Linked DNA regions of Homo sapiens: region 1 is linked to region 2. Evidence: chromatin loops called from intact Hi-C (ENCODE). Cell type or tissue: dorsolateral prefrontal cortex. All regions are shown on one strand. Each heading gives the region's core, and the rest is flanking DNA. Links, peaks and the distances in the headings are about the cores only. Region 1 overlaps GLG1 (golgi glycoprotein 1). Region 2 overlaps GLG1 (golgi glycoprotein 1).

What was found. A loop is a pair of places that touch in the nucleus more often than their neighbours do. Peaks named below come from ENCODE experiments on the same cell type or tissue, not always from the same donor. Only the 100,000 strongest peaks of a DNase experiment are listed, where the experiment ranks them.
Region 1: it touches region 2 in a loop (2.6-fold over the local background); 3 of 110 quality-filtered maps call a loop at or near these places.

What each region holds. Positions count from the first base shown.
Region 1 is chr16:74,570,327-74,581,155 of GRCh38, reverse strand. All of the region lies in intron 1 of GLG1 (golgi glycoprotein 1), which reads left to right. Among named protein-coding and RNA genes, the nearest start is that of GLG1, 31 kb to the left of the region's middle. In dorsolateral prefrontal cortex, for the core only: a CTCF peak has its summit at 5,541; no DNase peak of the experiment used is centred there; H3K27ac peaks cover 2,459 bases.
Region 2 is chr16:74,497,794-74,508,622 of GRCh38, reverse strand. GLG1 (golgi glycoprotein 1) reads left to right here. Exons shown (of 26, transcript NM_001145667.2): 4 at 4,877-5,092. Among named protein-coding and RNA genes, the nearest start is that of CLEC18B, 82 kb to the right of the region's middle. RefSeq lists an enhancer at 2,437-2,936. In dorsolateral prefrontal cortex, for the core only: no CTCF peak of the experiment used is centred there; no DNase peak of the experiment used is centred there; H3K4me3 peaks cover 1,511 bases; H3K27ac peaks cover 6,519 bases.

The DNA.
Region 1 (10,829 bases), core at 1,281-9,280, 73 kb before region 2:
TTTTTTGGTATATACCCAGTAGTGGAATTACTAGGTCATATGGCAATTCTATTTTTAAGTTTTTGAGGTTAGGGCATACTGTTTTTCACAGCAGCTGCATCATATTATATTCCCACCAACAGTTCAGAGAGTTCTAATTTCTTCACATCCTCACCAACACTTATTTTCTGTTTGTTTGTTTTTGAGACGTAGTCTCGCTCTGTTGCCCAGGCTGGAGTGCAACGGTGCACTAATTTTTTGTATTTTTAGTAGAGATGGAGTTTCACCATGTTGGTCAGGCTGGTCTCAAATTCCTGACCTCAGGTGATCCTTGCCCACTTATTAATCAGGCTGTTTGTATTTTGTTGTTGAGTTGTAAGAGTTTATTATATATTCTGAATATTAACCTCTCATCAGATAGATGACCTGCAAATATTTTCTTCCTTTTCATAGGTTGCCTTTTCACTCTATTGATTTGGTCGTCTTCAACTTTGATGTAGTTTACTTTATCATTTTCTTTTGTTGTCTGTGCTTTTAGTGTCATAGCCAATAAATTATTGCAAATTCAATGTCATGAAGCTTTTCTCCTATGCTTGCTTCACAGTATATTGTAGTTTTAGATCTTACATTTAGGCCTTTGATCCATTTTGAGTTAATTTAAAAAAAATTTTTCTTTTTGAAATAGGGTCTCTCTCTGTTTCCTATGCTGGAGTGTAATGGCGTGAATATGGCTTACTGCAGCCTTGACCTCCTGGGCCCAAGCACTCTTCCCATCTTGGTCTCCTGAGTAGCAGGGACGACAGGCAGATGCTACCAGGCTTGGTTTTTTTGTTTGGTTTTTTTTTAGTTTTTTTTGTAGAGATGGGGGTTGTGCCATGTTGCTCAGGCTGGTCTCAAACTCCTGGGCTCAAGCAATCCTCCCACCTCAGCCTCCCAAAGTGCTGGGATTACAGGTATAAACCACTGCACAGGCGTAAAATTTGGTTTTTTGATTTAGCATCTTTTATACCTGATAAATAGCCTTTAGGATTTAGGCCTGTGTTTTAAAAAATGGTGCAACATGAGATTCAGCTCTTCTGGAAAAGTTATCCTAAGGTTTTTTGTTTGTTTTTTTGAGACGGAGTCTCACTCTGTCACCCAGCCTGGAGTGCAGTGGCAGGATCTTGGCTCACTGCAACCTCTGCCTCCCAGGTTCAAGCGATTCTCCTGCCTCAGCCTCCAGAGTAGCTGGGACTACAGGCACGTGCCACCACGCCCAGCTAATTTTTGTATTTTTAGTAGAGACGGGGTTTCACCATGTTGGCCAGGATGGTCTCTATCTCTTGACCTTGTGATCCACCTGCCTTCGCCTCCCAAAGTGCTGGGATTACAGGCGTGAGCCACTGTGCGTGGCCATGCTAAGGTCTTCATATGAAGATCTCTTGAGGGTTTTTTGTTTTGTTTTGTTTTTTGTTTTTGAGACTGAGTCTTGCTGTCACCCATGCTGGAGTGCAGTGGCCCAATCTCAGCTCATTGCAACCTCCGCCTCCCTGGTTCAAGCCATTCTCCTGCCTCAGCCTCCCTAGTAGCTGGGACTACAGGTGTGTGCCACTACACCTGGCTAACTTTTGTATTTTTAGTAGTGATGGGGTTTTGCCATGTTGGCCAGGCTGGTCTCGAACTCCTGACCTCAGGTGATCCACCCACTTCGGCCTCCCAAAGTGCTGGGATTACAGACGTGAGCCACTGCGCCTGGCCAAGGGTTTTTTGTTTGTTTGTTTTGAGACAAGTTCTCATTTTGTCACCCAGCCTGGAGTGCACTGGCACAATCACGGCTCACTGCAGCCTTTACCTCCCAAGGCTCAGGTGATCCTCCTGTCTCAGCCTCCACCACCCCAGGAGCTGGGACTACAGGCGCATGCCACCACACCTGGCTAATTTTTGTGTTTTTAGTAGAGATGGGGTCTCACCATGTTGCCCAGGCTGTTTTTTTTGTTGTTGTTGTTTGTATTTTTAAGAGACAGGGTCTTGCTGTGTCTCCCAGGCTGGAGTGCAGTGGCGCGATCATAGCTCACTACAGCCTGGAACTCCTGGGTTGAGTTTTAAAAACAACTTATGAATTTAACTTCTCAGCTTGTGTACGTTATTGCAACTCAGCATTCCTAGGGCAAACCTGAACCTTGTTGTTCAGGATTCCAACCCATTCATATGGATCAATAAGAGCTGGCTCTTAATAAATGCAGACATAAATGCAGAATTCTCAGGACACATTTACCTATTTTCATCTTGTTAAAGATTACTTAAATGCCTTGTGAGACCATGTCATTTTGGAGAAAAAGTTATTTCAAAAACCTTATCCTAAATCTTGTTTTCACAGAATGACTTATGATACTGCATGTTAATTGTATTGGGGAAGATTTTAAAAAACCACAGAATCAATATATCTACATCAGATAGCTTTTTTTGTGTGTGCATTCAGCCTTCAGAACATACTCCTATACTCTAAGGAGGCCTGTGTTCTGGCAGGCACATGGATTTAATCTCTTCGTCTCCCTTTAAACCAAGTAATGCATCTTCATAGTTTTAAGTCAGAGCGCTATCAGGTTGATAATGAAGGACTACAGTCAGTCTTAGTTCTCTGCAATTTCAACTGTTTTAGCTCTTTACTCTTATTTACCTAATTTTTAAATAGAATGTGTAAGCTGTTCTCTTGATTTTTTTAAAAAAATTAGACATTATCCGTTGACTTATTACAAGCAACATTTAGTCTTCATAAAACACACTTGACAGAGTTTACTCTGAAATTGAACTTCATAAAGTAAGACATCCTACAAAGCTAGAGGATAAAATGGACTGTGCGGTGCCACAAAGAGTATTTGGACAAGGCAGTAGCTGCAGGAGATGGCATTAGTTGGCTGAGTTCTACAAAAAGCTTTTATCTACTTTAATGAGATCAATTTTCGTCCATTTCCTTCTTGTTTCAGTCTTATTCATCAGTCATGAGTCATCACATACTCATAATAAACAGTTTTTCAAAAAGAGATCAAATGTATTGCAACTTAGGTCTAATTAAACAAAAACAAACAAAATACCTCAGACAACCAAAATTGTGTCTTACTCATTCTTTTAGTTTTAACAGAGAACAAGGAGCAAATCCAAATGATTGCTGTTAGAATGGGTTTTGTTTTTGAGAGACAAGGTCTTTCTCTACTGTCCAGGCTGGTCTTGAACTCCTGGCCTCAAGTAATCCTCCTACCTTGGCCTCCCAGAGTGCTGGGATTACAGGCATGAGCCACTGCACACTTTTAATCCCAGCACTTTGGGAGGCCAAGGTGGAAGAATCACTTGAGCTCAGGAATTTGAGATCAGCCCAAGTAACATACTGAAACCTCATCTCTACAAAAAATAAAAATAAAATTAACCGGTCATGGTGGCTGGTAGTGCCTGTGGTCCCAGTTACTCAGGAGGCTGAAGCAGGATTGCTTGAGCTCAAGAGATCAAGCTTGCAGTGAACCATGATGATGCCACTACCCTCCATCCTGGGTGACAGAATGAGACAATGTCTCCAAAAAAATAAAAATAAAAAGAATGTTTTCGTGTGAAGTCAGAATACTTACCCCTTCCTGTTTTATAGTTTTTCATTATTGTATTTGGGATTCTTTTTTTTTTTTTTTTGAGATGGAGTTTCACTCTTGTTTCTCAGGGTGGAGTGCAATGGTGCCATTGCTGTTCACTGCACTTTCTGCCTCCTGAGTTCAAGCGATTCTCCTGTCTCAGCCTCCCGAGTAGCTGGGATTACAGGTGCCTGCCACCACACCTGGCTTATTATTGTATTTTTAGTAGAGATGGGGTTTCACCATGTTGACCAGCCTGATCTCGAACTCCTGACCTTGGGTGATCCACCCGCCGTGGCCTCCCAAAGTGCTGGGATTACAGGCAGGAGCCACCACACCCAGTCCTCAATGTCTATTTTTTAAAATAAGTGGGCTTACACCTGTATTTGCAGCACTTTGGGAGGCCAAGGTGGGAGGATCTCTTGAGCCCAGGAGTTTGAGACCAGCCTAGGCAACATGGAGAGACTCCTGTTTCTACCAGAAAATTAAAAACAATTAGCCAGGCATGGTGGCATGCACCTATGGTGCTAGTTGCCTGGAAGGCTGAGGCAAGAGGATTGTTTGAGCCCAAGAAGTTGAGGCTGCAGTGAGCTATGTTCATGCCACTGGGAGACTGACAGAGTGACATTCACCCTGCCTCTAAAAAAAAAAAAAAAAAATTAGGAGTGGTTAGAATTTATATGCAGGGTACATGGTTTCTTCCAAGAGGTAAAAATAAAAATATTTCTTCAGCTACTCAATTCAGTATCTCATTCATGAGTAAAGAAAGTATACTCAAAGATTATATTTAAAATGAAAACAATAAAAATTTTTTCTTCAGCAGGCTTCATTATTTTTTTGTTTAGCAATTTTTGTACCTTAAAAAAGAATAGATTTGTTCTCTAATTTCTCCAGCAACCTTATTTTATGAAGCACTCATTTATGCCCCATTTATATCTCAGACCAGAGGTGGGCAAACTGTAGTCCAAGGGACAGATCCAGCCCCACAACCTGTTTTAGTATGGCTCTGGAGTTAAGAATGGTTTTTATAATTTTAAAAGGTTATTAAGGGGATGCCATAGAGACCACAAGAGATTGTATGTGTTCTGCAAAGCCTAAAATAAGTATGGTATGCCTCTTTACTGAAAAAATTTGCTGACACGTGTCTTAGACTATAATATATAATGTACATGCAACTCATTTAAAATGGTCTATGATCCATCCAAATCATGGTGTCATTTTAAGTTAGAAAAATGTTTGGCTGTATTCTCTTTATATGTCTTGCATTTTTATAGAAATTCACGGAATTTGTCAGTCTTTAATAGTTGGTGTGGAGTTTTATTAACCAGGGCCAAATGTGTATGTATGACACCACAGACTTAAAATAGTTTGAACTTTTTTTTTTTTTGAGAAGGAGTCTCGCTCTGTCGCGCAGACTGGAGTGCAGTGGTGCTATCTCAGCTCACCGCCGCCTTCACCTCCCGGGTTCAAGCAGTTCTGCCTCAGCCTCCTGAGTAGCTGGGATTACAGGCAACCTCTACCATGCCTGGCTAATTTTTGTATGTTTAGTAGAGACAGGGTTTCACCACATTGGCCAGACTGGTGTCAAACTCTTGACCTCAGGTGATCTGCCACCTTGGCCTCCCAAAGTGCTGGGATTACTGGCGTGAACCACCGCGCCTGGCTAGTTTGGAATTTTGAGAGAGAGAGAGAGAGCATGAGAGCACACTGTGCTTGTATGCTTACTGTTGGTTGTATATGGTTTCGTGATACTGCTTTTTTGTTGGTGATGAATTTGAATATATTGCCACTTCTCTATGAAATCAATATTTTCTCATTGATATCTATATTTACAGCATAAAAATAAAGAGCGAGCTACTGCGGAAGCTGAGGCAGGAGAATTGCTTGAATCCGGGAGGCAGAGGTTGCAGTGAGCTGAGATTGTGCCACTGCACTCCAGCCTGGGCGACAGAGGGAGACTCTGTCTCAAAAAAACAAACAAACAAAAACAGAGCGAGAGATCTTTGAGGCTGTATTTTGGTGTTACAGTTGGTTGTATGTTTGGTTTGGTTGAGTTCTAATATTGGTAGTTAGCTTCCAGCAAAAGTCCTCTGGTTACCTGGTCATAATATTTTGTTATTTGTGATGTCTTATTGATTCTAAAACATGCTGTTAATTTTTCATCTTAACATCTTTGAAATCAGAATGCATCTTAAATTTTATGACATCATATGATTGGTAGAATATTTCTCCCCTAGTGGTACGTAAAGTAATGGTGCATCTCAAAATCAGTGTGTGATTCAGACAGTTTACTCATTTGTATTAACTGTTAGGTGCAGTGTTTTTTTGTTCTTTTTTTCAGATGGAGTCTCGCTCTGTGGCCTAGGCTGGAGTGCAGTGGTGTGATCTCAGCTCACTACAGCCTCTGCCTCCCAGGTTCAAGTAATTCCCTGCCTCAGCCTCCTGAGTAGCTGGGATTACAGGCACCCACCATCATGCCCAGCTAATTTTTGTATTTTTAATAGAGGTGAGATTTCACCATCTTGAGCAGGCTGGTCTTGAACTCTTGACCTCGTGATCCGCCCCCCCCCCCCCCCCGGCCTCCCAAAGTGCTAGGATTACAGGCGTGATCCACTGCACCCGGCTTCTTGTTCTTTATATGGATTCCTCCTGTCTCTCTCTCTCTCTGTCTTTTTTTTTTTTTTTTTTTTTTTTTTTTTTGAGACAGAGTCTTGCTCTCTTACCCAGGCTGGAGTGCAGTGGTGCAATCTAGGCTCACTGCAACCTCCACCTCCCGAGTTCAAGAGATTCTTGTGTCTCAGCCTTTCAAGCAACTGGGACTACAGGTGTGCACCACCATGCTCAGCTAATTTTTTGTGTTTTTAGTAGAAATGGCATTTTACCGTGTTGGCCAGGTTGGTCTCAAACTCCTGGCCTCAAATGATCCTCCCTCCTCAGCCTCCCGAAGTGCTGGGGTTACAGGCGTGAGCCACTGCACTGACCTAGATTCTACCTCTTTTTTATTTTGATTTTGTTGCCAAAATTTATTATTTTGGAAATCTTTCATCATTCAAAGGCTTGCTTTGGGGGTTAATTCTGATATTTGCATTTTGAGTTAGATGATAAGCACCATCCTTCATAGCTAGTCAACAGAGCAGTTTAGGAAAATGAACAGTTAACATAGTCAGTTTTGAGTAATGCAGTATCCCTATCTGTTACTGTTAACAGATGGCCTGCAGTCTGGTCTTTTATATTAGATAATATTTTGCTGAATATACCGTAGAAGAACATTAACCAGAAAACCTGTTTAGCGTTAGCTTTAGCTGAGATTTTCTTGGATGCTTGCAACTGTGAACACCCTCTGAATTTAAATAGTCATATCCTGTTGATGGGAAATAATTAGAAATTACATAGTAATTGTTTTTTCCACTTCATCTTCACCAAAGGCTGAGAAGCTTAGTGTTCTTTAGACCTTTAGTATCTTTAGGCTGAGCTACTTTGTATTACAGAGATAATAAGTGTATGTGTGTATGTGTGCGCGTGCACACGCATGTTGCTTACTTCCGTGGAGAATCATGAGTCAGTAGCTTAAAAAGAGGCAAGACAGCCTGGGCAACATGGAGAAGTCATGCCTCTACAAAAAATTAGTGGGGTGTAGTGGTGTGCGCCTGTAATCCCAGCTACTTGGGAGGCTGAGCTGGGAGAATCACTTTCGCCTGGGAGGCAGAGGTTGCAGTGAGCCGAGATTGCGTCACTGCACTCCAGTCTGGGTGACAGAGTGAGACCCCGTTTAAAAAAAAAAAAAAGACGCTAGATAGGCTGGGCCAGGTGGCTCACACATGTAATCCCAGCTCTTTGGGAGGCCAGGGTGGGAAAATCACTTGAACCCAGGAGGGCTAATTAGCCAGGCTCAGTAGTGTGCGACTGTAGTCCCAGCTACTGGGGAAGCTGAGCCCAGGAGGTCGAGCCTGGGCAACAGGGTGAGACCCTGTCTCTATTTAAAAAAAAAAAAAAAAAAAAAAAGGCAAGATAAATAAAAGGGGAAGGAAGATGAGGATTCATGCCAGCTTTAGATATATAAGTATAAGTTTTAAAATTTAAGTCAGTGGTTCCTAACCCTAGTTATATCTAGGGTGATTTTTAATATAGTAATACCCAGATGTTTCAGGCAAATTAAATCAGAATGTCTGAGAGTGGATACTGGCATCAAATTTTCAGAATCCTTTAAGATACGATTATTATTGTACTTAAAAAGCAATTTTTAAAAAAAATATATTTACCCAGATATTTAGCACTTTCTTTTCTCCCTGTATCTTCTTGCATCTCTCATCTGCCTACAATACATTCTTCAGAACTTCTTGTAGTAAAGATCTTCTGAGGGCCAACTGTCAGGGTTTTTTTGTCTAGAAATATCTTCATTCTACCCTATTCTTAAAAGATATTTTTGCTGGGCTTATGTGTCAATTATCTATTTCTGGGTCTGAGGATATGTGAAAAACCAAAGAGTTTTTCCTACTATCTACTCTCAATATAGTCACTCAACACTTCTGGCACCAGATGTATGGATTTTTTTACCCCCACCAACAACCAATTCTGCAGATAATTCTGCAGTGTATACCCACTGAGTGTCCTCTAATTCAGCTCAATCCTTGACACTATATACCTGGAAATAGCATCAGATCCCACAGGTTGAGAGCTCATTCCCATAAGACAGCCCGTCACTTCAGATGCCAGTTTCAAACACAGGTTTGACCTGTGCTTCTGACCAACCTGCTATAAATTGGGCTTCCCACAGGCACCACCCCCTCCCACCCCTCACTATCCTTGGGTTCAGTGAATTTGCTAGAGCAGGTCACAGAACTCAAGGGAACACTTCTATTTACAAGTATTTTAAGGAATATTATGAAGGACACAGATGAACAGCCAGTTGGAAGAGGTGCATAGGGCGAGGTATGGGAGAAGGGGCAAGGAGCTTCTATGCCCTCTCCAGGCAGGCCACTCTCCAGGAACCTGTGTCCAGTTATCTGGAAGACCTCAGAACCCAGTCCTTTGGGGTGTTTTGTGTTTTTTTTTTTTTGTTTGTTTTTTTTTTGAGACAGAGTCTCACTCTGTTTCCCAGGCTGGAGGGCAGTGGTGCGATCTCGGCTCACACTGCAACCTCCGCCTCCCAAGTTCAAGTGACTCTCCTGCCTCAGCCTTGCGAGTAGCTGGGATTACAGGTGGGTGTCACCATGCCCAGCTAAATTTTATATCTTTGGTAGAGACGGGGTTTCACTGTGTTGGCCAGGCTTGTCTTGAACTCCTGACCTCAGGTGATCCACCCATTTCGGCCTCCCCAAGTGCTGGGATTACAGGTGCGAGCCACCGTGCCCAGCCCCTTTGGGGTTTTTATGGAGTCTTCATTACTTAGGCATCATTGCCCTTTGGTGATCAACTTAACCTTCAGCCCCTTTCCCCTCCCTGGAGATTGGGGGTGGGCCTGAAAGTCCCAACCCTCCAATCATGCCTTGGTTTTTCCAGTGACTAGCCCCATCCTAAATTAGCTTTTTAAGCGCCACCACCACCCCCAACACCACCATTCAATTCATTCAGTAGCATGCAAAAGACAGTTATCTCTTCTGAGACTCCAAGGCTTTTAGTTAGATCTGTGCGTCAGGAAACAGGCACAGAGACCAAGTATCTATTCCACAGTATCACATGCTGGGAACACACCACCCCAAACTTCTTTTGCATTTTATTGTTAGTTACTTTCATTTTGTTTTCTAATCTTTTTAGTATTTTTATTTTTATTTTTTGAGACAGGGTCTCTGTCACCCAGGCTTCAGTGCAGTGGTGCAGTCACACCTCGATCTTCTGGGCTTAGGCTATCTTCCCACATCAGCCTCCCAAATAGCTGGGACCACAGGCGTGCACCACTGTGCCCGGCTAATTTTTTTTTTTTTTTCCTTTTTGAGATGGAGCCTTGCTCTGTTGCCCAGGCTGGAGTGCGGTGGCTGTATCTCAGCTCTCTGCAGCCTCTGCCTCCTGGGTACGAGCGATTCTCTTGCCTCAGTCTCCTGAAAGTAGCTGGCACCTGGCTAATTTTATTATTATTTATAAAGACAAGGTCTCTGAATGTTGCCCAGTCTGGTCTCTAGCTTCTGGGCTCAAGTGATCTTCCCACCTCAGTTGCCCAAAACATGGATTACTTGCGTGAGCCTCTGTACCCGGTCCCAAACTTAATGACTCAAGAACAACAACTACATATTTGCCCCTGAATCTGTGGGTCAGATTTTTGGGCAGTACTCAATGGGATCCCTTATCTCTCTGGTATACATGGTTATAGTTGGGCTCATTCATGTATCTGTAGTCACTTGGCAGGTCAGCTGTGGGTTGGACAGACCCAGATGGCCTCACTTACATGTCTGGTAGTTTGTTGGGTGAAAAAAGCAACTGGGCTCCATGTCTCATCATCTAGCTTGCTGTCTCACTCCTTCACATGGCTGGGTCCAAAAATCAATACGGAAAGGACAAGCTCCAGTGTACAAGCACTTTTCAGTCCTCTGATGTCACATTTGCTAATGTTTTACTGACCAAAGCAGGTCAGGTAGCCATGCCCAGATTCAAAAGGTTAAAGTGCCAAGTGAGGTGTGGTTAAAAAAAAAAAAAGACCAAAAAAACACAAAGAGTGAAGGAATTATAATCCATCTGTTTTTTGAGGGGCCAGCGGGTGGTAGGCGGACAGGGTCTTATGCTGTCATCCAAGCTGGAATGCAGTGGCATGATTGTAGCTTGCTGTAGCCTCAAACTCCTGGGCTCAACCCATTCTCCCACTTCAGCCTTCCAAGTGGCTGTGTCTGTAGGCGTGTGCCACCACACCTGGCTGATTTTTTATAGAGACAGGGTCCCACTATGTTGACCAAGCTGGTCTCAAACTCCTGATCTCAAGTGATGCTCCTGCCCTGGCGTCCCAAAGTGTTGTGATTACAGATGAGAGCCACTGTGCCTGGCCTGACTCCATCTGTTGATGGCATGAGCAACAATGTCACATTCAAAGGGCTGTGCTTTCAGAAAGGGGGGCAGGTGGGATTTGTGGCCTTGAAAAAATCCATCACAGTATAGAATTTTAGGTTGGAATATATTTTTCTTTCAGTGCATTTTTTTTTATTCCACTGTCTTTTGGCTTTCATTTTTGCTATTGAGCAGTTTATTCCTATAGCTTCTTTTAAGATTTTCTGAGGCTGAGAAATGCTTCACAATTATTATGTGAATTAAAAGATAAATGTAAAGAGACAAATA
Region 2 (10,829 bases), core at 1,466-9,465:
CAGGTTCTATTGGTCTCAAAACAGCAAGTAAAAGTGCTGAGGTATCAGTGCTACTCTCACACATTGGACAACATGCTGTGTCTGAAGCATATCAGCCTGGTTACAGGAGGTCTGTCAGCATTCCTGTTTTGGCTATGCAGCTGGATCAATTGACCCACAGAGGTATATACTTCAAATAATAGGAGTTAGTGTTAAAAAGGTTAAGATTTTAAAAATTATTTATCTTGGCCCAGTGTAAACAACAAATAATATTAGTGAAAATTGTGGTACTTTAAATTTCTTTTTTTTTTAACGGTTTTTTTTTTTTTTGAATCAATAATAGAAACTCCAGGAAGCCAGAGTTTCTGCATACTGAAATATGAGAATCACAGAGAAAACAGTTGCTATTTTTCCACCCCAGAATTAACAGTCATAGATCTCACACCATACTAATTGTCCTCAAGCTGGCCCTATTGATGAATTAAGTCAGGGCCACATTCTTCAGAGCTCTTAAGGAAGACCCTGTCTCATCCAGATAAACCATCAGCCTGTGTTCCTTGTGTCATTATGGGGACTCGTAGAACCTGTTTTCTCAAACTTTCTAATACTAGATCAGTTATGTTTTATTCTTTTAAAGCAGTGACCCCTCATATTTACCTTGGGGCTTCCGAGCAGAAAGGCATATCGTTGAAAAATTTATCTTTAGCTCCTAGCTTTAATATTCTACATCTCAAACTCCCTTAGCTAGCTATAGGACTAAACCTCTAACTTTAAAATATCAAGGGCAAAGATGTTTGCTTAATAACTGAACTAAATACTAACAAATTATTCCTAGGCTTGAACTTTAAATGTTTGTATTTTCCCTCTATATTGTGGTACTATACAATTGTAAGTAGATTTTTTTTTTTGAGATGGAGTCTTGCTCTGTCGCCCACGCTGGAGTGCAGTGGTGCCACCTTGGCTCTCTGCAACCTCTGCCTCCTGGGTTCAAGCAGTTCTCCTGCCTCAGCCTCCCAAGTAACTGGGATTACAGGCACATGCCACCAGGACTGGCTAATTTTTGTATTTTTAGTAGAGACAGGGTTTTGCCATGTTGGCCAGGCTGGTCTCAAATCCTGACCTCATGTGATCCACCCACCTCAACCTCCCAAAGTGCTGGGATTACAGGCATGAGTCACCGTGCCCGGCCATAAGTAGTTTTTTTTTAAAAAACACATTGGAGAGATACATATATATATACCCGCATATGTTTGTTTTGCCCCATTTTGTGTCCCATTAAATACATACCAGTTTGATTGGCCCAGGGAAATTTAGTTGAGTATGTACATATTCACTAGAATAATTTCACTCTTTGCATTAGGCTGGTTTCCATATAATGTGTGTATCACGATGGTCCTCTGTGACCTTTTGGGGTGTTCTAGTTTTGTAAAAGATTAGCATTAACAAGGACACTTCTCCCTCCCACAGGAAGATTATACTGGAGTCAGGGAAATTAAATATCAGGAAGAACACAGTCTCCAGCAAAACATTTCATTCTGTATTTTCATTCTATCATCTTTCTTAATTTTGGAATCCTACTTCCAGGGAGAAAAACAACATCACAAGAATACCTGTAAACTATTAATACAAACCAAACTTAATCTCCAGGATTGAGCTAAATCCTGCCTGCTTTCCTTCTGGCTCCAGTCAAAAAATAGAGTGACTGCAGCATTTTGCTCATGGTACCTTTTCAATCTGCTCCCCAGCCACTTCAGAGTTTACTCCTATTCTTAAATATGTTGATGATGATTTAGTGCCCCTTTTTTGCTGTTCATCTTAGAAGTTTAGTAAGATAGAAGGAAAAAGTGCTATCCAGCAGAATGAAGAAACATGCAAACTTCTCATTCTAACACCACGCCCTGTTGTAATGGATAGTGAGCTGAAAAATGAGTAGGTGCCACATCTCTGTTTCAGTAAAATCTCAAGTGATTGAAGCTAAAATTTACATTTAGTTTCTTATTGAGGCTACAGTTCAAAATGTGCTCCTGGTTTCTCTTGAGTTTTTTTTTTTTTTTTTTTTTTTGAGACGGAGTCTTGCTCTGTAACCCAGGCTGGAGTGCAGTGGCGCGATCTCTGCTCGCTGCAAGCTCCGCCTCCCAGGTTCATGCCATTCTCCTGCCTCAGCCTCCCAAGTAGCTGGGACTACAGGCACCTGCTACCACACATGGCTAATTTTTTTTTTGTATTTTTAGTAGAGATGGGGTTTCACTGTGTTAGCCAGGATGGTCTCAGTCTCCTGACCTCGTGATCCGCCCGCCTGGGCCTCCCAAAGTGCCGGGATTACAGGTGTGAGCCACCGCTCCTGGCCTCTTGAGATGTTTTAAAACTTTTGGTTGCTCAATATTAGGGCCTGGAAAAATGTTTCTCTGTTTCATTAAGTGGGTGTCTGCCACTAGTCTTGTTTTGTATCCAGTGTTTTTCTGTGGTTGAATTACAAGTGCTGGGATTTTCAAGCATCTATTCCTCCTTTCACTTTTCAAACTTAAGTCTGTTTTGTTCGGCAAAAAAAAAAAAAAAAAAAAATCTTTTCCAGGAAATACAGTCCTGGCCCTCTTTTTTTTTTTTTTTTTTTTTTAAGATGGAGTCTCTCATTGTCACCGGGGCTGAAGTGCAGTGGTGCAATCTTGGCTCACTGCAACCTCCACCTCCTGGGTTCAAGCAATTCTCCTGCCTCAGCCTCCCAAGTAGCTGGGACTACAGATGCGTGGCACCACACTCAGCTAATTTTGGGTTTTTTGTTTATTTGTTTAGAGAAGTAGTCTCGCTCTGTTGCCCAGGGTGGAATGCAATGGCTCAATCTCAGCTCACTGCAACCTCCGCCTGCCGGGTTCTAGCAATTCTCCTGCCTCAGCCTTCCAAGTAGCTGGGACTACAGGCGCACGCCGCCACACCTGGCTAATTTTTTGTATTTTATTAGAGACAGGCTTTCACCGTGTTGCCCAGGCTGGTCTCGAACTCCTGAGCTCCGGCAGTCCACCTGCCTCAGCCTCCCAAAGTGCTAGGATTACAGGCATGAGCCACCGCACCTGGCCAATTTTTGTATTTTTAGTAGAGATGGGGTTTCGCCATGTTGGCGAGGCTGGTCTCAAACTCCTAACTTCAAGTGATCCACCCCCCTCGGTCTTCCAAAGTGATGGGATTACGGACATGAGCCACCGTGCCCAGCCATGGCCCTCTTTTAGGCATCACAAAAACTTACTTGGGGTTAAACTGAAAGAATTTCATTCATCTTGACTGTTGAAAATCTCTGCTGTCTCTGAAACCAGTGTGAGACTATTATTTACTAAATTCCCAAGTTTGCCCCTTTAGAAGTAAACACAACTTTCTTTTCTGAACTGAGTTATTTACGTGGTCTGGATTTGATACTGGAGTTAGAGGTGAAGACAACCTGTTGCCTATAGGATAATTCCTCGGTGGTGTGTCCTTCATCCAGCACCTTTTGGAAGAGGAGATTGTGTTTGTTTTGCCCTATGGGCATGCTTGTGATAGATAGGCCTAATGGGGAGAATGCTCTCTATTGCATTCAAAGGACAAATAAAGCACTGTTTCTTGTTTATATTCAAAATAAACATTCCCATTTAACTCCTTCCTCTTGTCAGAATTGCCACTTCAGTTTGTCTTAATTTCCCCAAATGCAATAGGCTCTTTTCCAAACACCCTTCTCTGTTTTATAATTTAAGCTTATAATTCTATTATTAGGTTTTACTTTTGCCTGAATTTCAGCATTTGGGGGCTAGTTTGCTTTATTAGCATTTTGTGGTTTGGAATGCACTTTGCAGGAACACCACCATGCAGAATCACTCTGTGCCTGATCCACTAGATCATATGTCTAAACCATCCAAACTAGGTTCCCCTTCCCAAACTTCTTGCTAAACTGCACTGAACATTATTTTAAACATGTTTCCCAGACCACATGTGTCCCAGACCACAGCGGTTAAGTTTGGATTCTACTGATTTCAAAAACACATGTTCAATCCATAGTTAATTTAGAACACATTAATGTCATGTCAAGAAGTAGGCCAGGTGAGGTGGCTCACGCTTATAATCCCAGCACTTTGGGAAGCCAAGGTGGGTGGGTCACGTGGGGTCAGGAGTTCGAGACCAGCCTGGCCAACATGACAAAACTCCGTCTCTACTAAAAATACAAAAATTAGCCTGGCATGGAGGTGAGCTCCTATAATCCTAGCTACTCAGGAAGCTGAGGCAGGAGAATCACTTGAACCTGGGTGCCAGGGGTTTCAGTGAGCCGAGATCATGTCATTCCACTCCAGCCTGGGCGACAGAGCAAGGCTCTGCCTCAAAAGATAAATAATAATAATGTCATGTCAAGAAGTAATATTACACCTTCCCTCCTGTCTCTCCTTGGCCCTTAGGTTTGCCTAACAATAATAGTTTTCTGTGTAGCTTGGCTTAGGGTATGCAGCTGGACTTCACTTTTGCACCTGTTTGTCAAATCTTCCTCCCTAGATTCATCCCCTCGCTGTCTCCTGCATTTTTTGCATGGTTACAAGGACTTCATAGGACCATGCCAAAGCTGTAGATGTTAACAGCTCTTTTCACTGCATTTAGAAGTGAGCATTACCTAAGCATTTGATATGTAGGTATTCTTTTGCAAAACACATTAATCAGGTTTTTCTAGAAGGCACAACAGTCTGAGTAGGGATGACACTATTTTTCTTTAAAATGAATGTATTCCTAAATGTTTTCCTTGGATATATTTCTAAGCATTTTTCTTTTTTTCTTCCAAGTAAAGAATTAGGAAATCAACAGGAAAATTTCAGACATTTTTCTCTTTGATAAATATTGTTTGATACGAGCATGGAACACTTTTGTAAAACAGCTACTTTATTTTGAGCAGATTAAAGAATGTGCTGATGAACCGGTTGGAAAAGGTTACATGGTTTCCTGCTTGGTGGATCACCGAGGCAACATCACTGAGTATCAGTGTCACCAGTACATTACCAAGATGACGGCCATCATTTTTAGTGATTACCGTTTAATCTGTGGCTTCATGGATGACTGCAAAAATGACATCAACATTCTGAAATGTGGCAGTATTCGGCTTGGAGAAAAGGTATCTAATACTACGTTAGCTTCAACAAAGGGGTCTTAAAATTTGGTGTATGAAAAGCTTTGTATAACTGACATGGGAAAAATTTAGGACTGGAGTGACCTTAAGTTGAAATTGAAGAAACTTGTCCAGACAGCCCTAAGAGCTAAGGCTGGTTGACAATGTATTTCATGTGTTTGTAGCAAAATTTTTCAGTACTGTATGGGAAGCAGAGGAATTAATACCTGCAAAGAGTGGTGTTATCTTCACAATATTAGACCAGCTGCTGGTTACCTGTAATGTGCCTCTGGCAAAGGAGAGACCTGAGTTCTCTAATATTTTTTTTTTGAAACAGAGTCTCCCTCTGTTTCCCAGGCTGGAGTACAGTGGTGGGATTTCCGCTCATTGCAGCCTCAGCCTCCTGGGTTCAAGTGATTCTCCTGCCTCAGCCTCCTGAGTAGCTGGAACTACAGGCATGCACCACCACGCCTGGCTAATTTTTGTATTTTTAATAGAGCTGGGGTTTCGCCATGTCGGCCAGGCTGATCTTGAACTCCTGACCTCAAGTGATCTGCCCGCCTCGGCCTCCGAAAGTGCTGGGATTACAGACGTGAGCCACCGGTCCCGGCCAAGTTCAGTAATCTTTCTCTGCATATGTCCCACTGTTAGTATAAAAAAAATTACTGGCCGGGCGCGGTGGCTCATGCCTGTAATCCCAACACTTTGGGAGGCTGAGGTGGGCAGATCACGAGGTCAGGAGATCAAGACCATCCTGGCTAACACGGTGAAACCCCGTCTCTACTAAAAATACAAAAAAAAAAAAAAAAAAAAACCAAAAACAAAATTAGCCGGGCGTGGTGGCAGGTGTCTGTAGTCCCAGCTACTTGGGAGGCTGAGGCAGAAGAAAGGCATGAACCCAGGAAGTGGAGCTTGCAGTGAGCCGAGATCGCGCCACTGCACTCCAGCCTGGGAGACAGAGTGAGACTCCGTCTCAAAAAAAACAAAAAAAAAAATTACTTAGCACACTGGCTGCTGTCCATCTATAAAATATCAGAAAATTTTAAGATATGTGAAGGTACTTCTAGTTAGTTGGAAGAAAAGTCCTCTCTAAATGTGATATATTATTAATCTTCATCTCAGAAGAACTGATTTTAGTAAAGACAGGAAAGAAAATAACTACCTAGCTAGTTTCTTCTTCCACAGTTATATCTGATCTTATTTTTTGACTTAGTCTGCTGAACAGAAGGTCACAATAGAGATCTGGCCAGGTTTATTCTGAATTTGTTTGCTCAGCAAAAATGAAAAAAACTCCTGAAAAGTAATGGATGCCAGTGGGAGAGGGACCCTGAGACCTGTGGCATCACCTATTAGTTGCTGCTGCTCATTAATCTACTGTTCAGGAAATATGATGGAAAATAAAACCCATTTGTCCCTTTGCCCTCTATTTGTTCATGGTTGGCAGGCGTCTATCACTGACAAAGGGGACATGGTGTTAGGATCCTGGAACTGAGCACACCGTTCAAATGAAGGGTTTCTTGCTGTGTATTGTCTGGCTGTCACCAAAGCCCTGATGCCCTTTCCTTAATATGAGCACAGGGCCTGATCCCTTATCCGAGTGTACCACTGAGTTGGTCTTGAAAAACTCTGTGGCTTGGCATAAATCTTTCAGGCAAATAAAGAAAGGACAGCTTTAATAAAGAACGCAGTGTTTTCCTTCCCAGCAGACTCTCAAAATGACACAAAAGCACTTAAGTCACTGATGATTCAGGAAGCTCTTCTGACTTTATTTAGGATGTTGAAAATTATATCCAATTCCAAACCTGGCTCCTTTTAAAGTCTCCACAGGGTTCCAAACATACTTTTCAGGAATCAGAAATGAGGCTTTTTCACCCTCGTGATGAGTGCTCCATGCAGTAAAGCCAAGCGTTTCAGTCCCTCTGTGGAGTAGTTCTTGCCTGGTAACCACCAAGGTAGCAGCTGATTAGCCTCCTTCTAGCTCTCTGAATTGTCACCTCCATGTATGAGTTACTAAGTCTGTAGTGACTGAAACGATTGCAGAAAATAGTACTGCTGGAGCCAAAAGGCACGACAGGATTGTTTATTCACTTAGATAAAATAATAAAAATTGTTCCTATGGACTAAAGATAGAAATGACACTTTTGTCATTTAATCTTTCAGTATGTCTACCAGTTGGGTGAAATTTCAGTTTATACCAGGTCACTACACCAGCATCAAAGGCTTTCTTGTATTTTGGGGACGGTGAGATAGACTCACACATGAACTTCTGAAAAAACACCTTCCTTCCTATATCATTCACTCTGTACTACAGCCAAATTTAAAAAAGAGGGAGGCATGTTCTCAGCTCTTCTCTGCCTTTTTCTAAAACCCGTAGTTTGCTTTTCTGAAGCCAGTTATTCAGATAGAAAACTTATACTGAAAATTAACAAAGCAGCTTCTGAACACAGAAAACAACAGGCTTGTCAGTTTCAAATTTGCTGCCACTGAAGCTTGAAACTCTTCTATGACTGGCTTTGACTTGGCCTCCTCCAGAGGACCGAGGAGAGGATTCATGGTTAATCTGTTTGTACCTTGCCTTTGTATGAACACATAAATGTCATGATTTCAAAACTATGATTTTTTCAAATGTTAATATAAATTTTAGAACAAAGAAGATACATTAATAAAGGCTTTAGAATTTTATATAATAATAAATGTTGTCAAAATGAAAGGGCAGATTTCCAAAAGTAAAGATATAAATGATTTACATCATCTGAAGAAAAAGACTGTGGCTGCCAACAAAGGAACTTAATTGCGGACATGTGCCACAGTATTAGTACTTTTATGCTTTTCTCTCGGTAGCTGTATCATTTATTATTTATTATTTCATTTATTATTTCCTGCTTTTAACCAGTTAATTTGAGTAATTCTAATATTCCTTTTTCCTTTATCTAGTGAGGTAGATTACAGAAGACAGCAGAAGGATTGAAATAGAGAATGGTTTATAGCAGAGATAAAAACTGAGTTCTCGCCTACTATTTAGAGATTAGTGTTAGCATCTGTTGTTGGTTTTTTTTTTTGTTTTTTTTTGTGGGGGCCGTTGTTGTTAAAGGACACGGAATATGGGGAAGAAAAATACTGCCTATCAAACTTCTAAAAACGGATCAAGGCAATGGCAGTAGATTTTAAGCAGATGTTTTTCTACCATAATAAAGTTAACAAAAAATTATTGTAAGTTCATTTATAGGATAATTTATTACTCATATGCCAAGCCTGTGTATTAATAACTTTTTAAACCTAAATGAGCTTATTTTCTCATAATGTGCAGGTGTGTAGTTCACCTCACTTTAATTAATGTTTGGTAACTAACCATGCAGTCTTCGCTGTCAAATATTTATATGCCTTTCAGTTATAAACTCCAATGCACTAAAAGCTCAGAGACTCCGAGGAACTCCTGAAATACCCTTATTTGAAAAAAATATTTATCTGAAAGTTACAATGAATGGAAACATCTAGTAGAGAAGTATTGTTTTTTTTTATTTTGGTGTTGTTGTTGAGACGGAGTCTCACTCTGTCGCCCAGGCTGGAGTGCAGTGGCACAATCTCGGCTCACTGCAAGTTCCGCCTCCCAGGTTCATGCCATTCTCCTGCCTCAGCCTCCTGAGTGGCTGGGACTACAGGTGCCTGCCACCATGCCCGGCTAATTTTTTGTATTTTTAGTAGAGACGGGGTTTCACAGTGTTAGCCAGGATGGTCTCTATCTCCTGACCTTGTGATCCACCTGCCTCGGCCTCCCAAAGCGCTGGGATTACAGGCGTGAGCCACCGTGCCCAGCCAGAAGTGTTGTTATGACCTAATGCCAGTGTAGTTACATTTAGTCACACGTTGCTTATCGATGAGGATACAATGAGAATACCAGGACACGTTCTGAGAAATGTGTTGTTAGGCAAGTTGATCACTGTGTGAGTATCATAGAGTATAGCCTACTACACACCTAGGCTATGTAGTATAGCCTATTGCTCCTAGGCTACAAACCTGTACAGCATGTGGCTATGCTGAAATACTGGAGACATTTATAACACAAGTATAGTATTTGTGTATATAAGTACATATAAACATAGGAAAGGTACAGTAAAAAACACAGTGTTCCATAGCTGAGGGTGGTGGTGTGTGCTTCTAGTCCCAGCTGCTTGGGAGGCTGAGTCAGGAGAATCACTTGAGCCCAGGAGCTTGGGACTGCAGTGAGCTGTGATCCCTCCACTGCACTCCAGCCTGGGCAACAGAGCAAGACCCTGTCTCTTAAATAAATAAAAATGAAAGTTAAACAACAACAACAAACAAGTTTTAGGAGTTTTATAGACTCCACCCACTCACCCAGATTAACCCCATAAATAAATAATGGACTGTTAGCTAGACACTTCATGTTCTACAACTCAAATGAGTTAGTTAACTCCTCTGAGCCTCTGTTCATTCATGTCCGCAGTAGATATCAGAGCTGTGTCCTTTCTTCATATGTGTGTTAGGAGATAACACGAAAGCTTTCATGGAAACACTTGGAAATTAAGGTGCTATAGACAAATCCTTTAATTAAAATAGAAAAAAATACATTCTTTGGTTGATTTGAAATTTTGTCTGAAGTAGATGTTACGCTACTTGGTTTTAGGAATCTTTTTTTTTTTTTTTTTTTTTGCCTGAGACGGAGTTCACTCTTGTTGTCTATGCTGGAGTGCAGTGGCACTAACTCAGCTCACTGCAACCTCCGCCTCCCAGATTCAAGCAATTCTCTCGCCTCAGCTTCCTGAGTAGCTGGGGTTATAGGTACGTGTCACCACACCCACCTAATTTTTGAATTTTTAGTAGAGACAGGGTTTCACCATGTTGGCCAGGCTGGTCTCGAACTCCTGACCTCAGATGATCCACCCGCCTCGGCCTCCCAAAGTGCTGGGATTACAGGCATGAGCCACCACGCCTGGCCAGAATCTTTTTATTATATGCAGATTATTTCATAGATAGGTATTTTATTATAACAAGATTTTAATTGCGTGTGTATAAATGATAGCACTATATATAAAATATATATATAAAATATAATATATATATATATATATACTTTTTTTTTTTTTTGAGACAGAGCCTTGCACTGCACCTCCCAGTCTGGAGTGCAGTGGTGCAATCTCGGCTCCCTGCAACCTCTACCTCCTGGGTTCAAGCGATTCTCCTTCCTCAGCTTCCCGAATAGCTGGGATTACAGGTGCACACCACCACATCCAGCTGATATTTTGTATTTTTAGTAGAGACAGGGTTTCACTGTGTTGGCCAGACTGGTCTTGAACTCTTGACCTCGTGATCCGCCCACCTTGGCCTCCCAAAGTGCTAGGATTACAGGCATGAGCCATCGTGCCGGGCTAATAGCACTATATTTTAAGATGCTTTGGTTTGCTATATTAGTGGTTATACCTTAAATTGTTGAAACATATCTTGTAAGTATAGATTAGGACTCTTGAATAGAAAATATTTAGGGGAACTATCTCATATTTTGCATGAATGAATGTTTGTGGTTGCTATGGGGATGATGAAGTGTACAATTAAAGATAATTGGATGGTTTTTAAGAAAACTCTCAGAAGCGTTTTGTGTAAACAGTGGTAATCTTGTTAAATCCCATTAAGATAAATCCAGAACATCAACGTGAGTATTAAACAACAGATTCTACATATTGGGATGTTTGTGGACACCACAGAGTAGGGAAAGGAGCAAGAAAGTCTC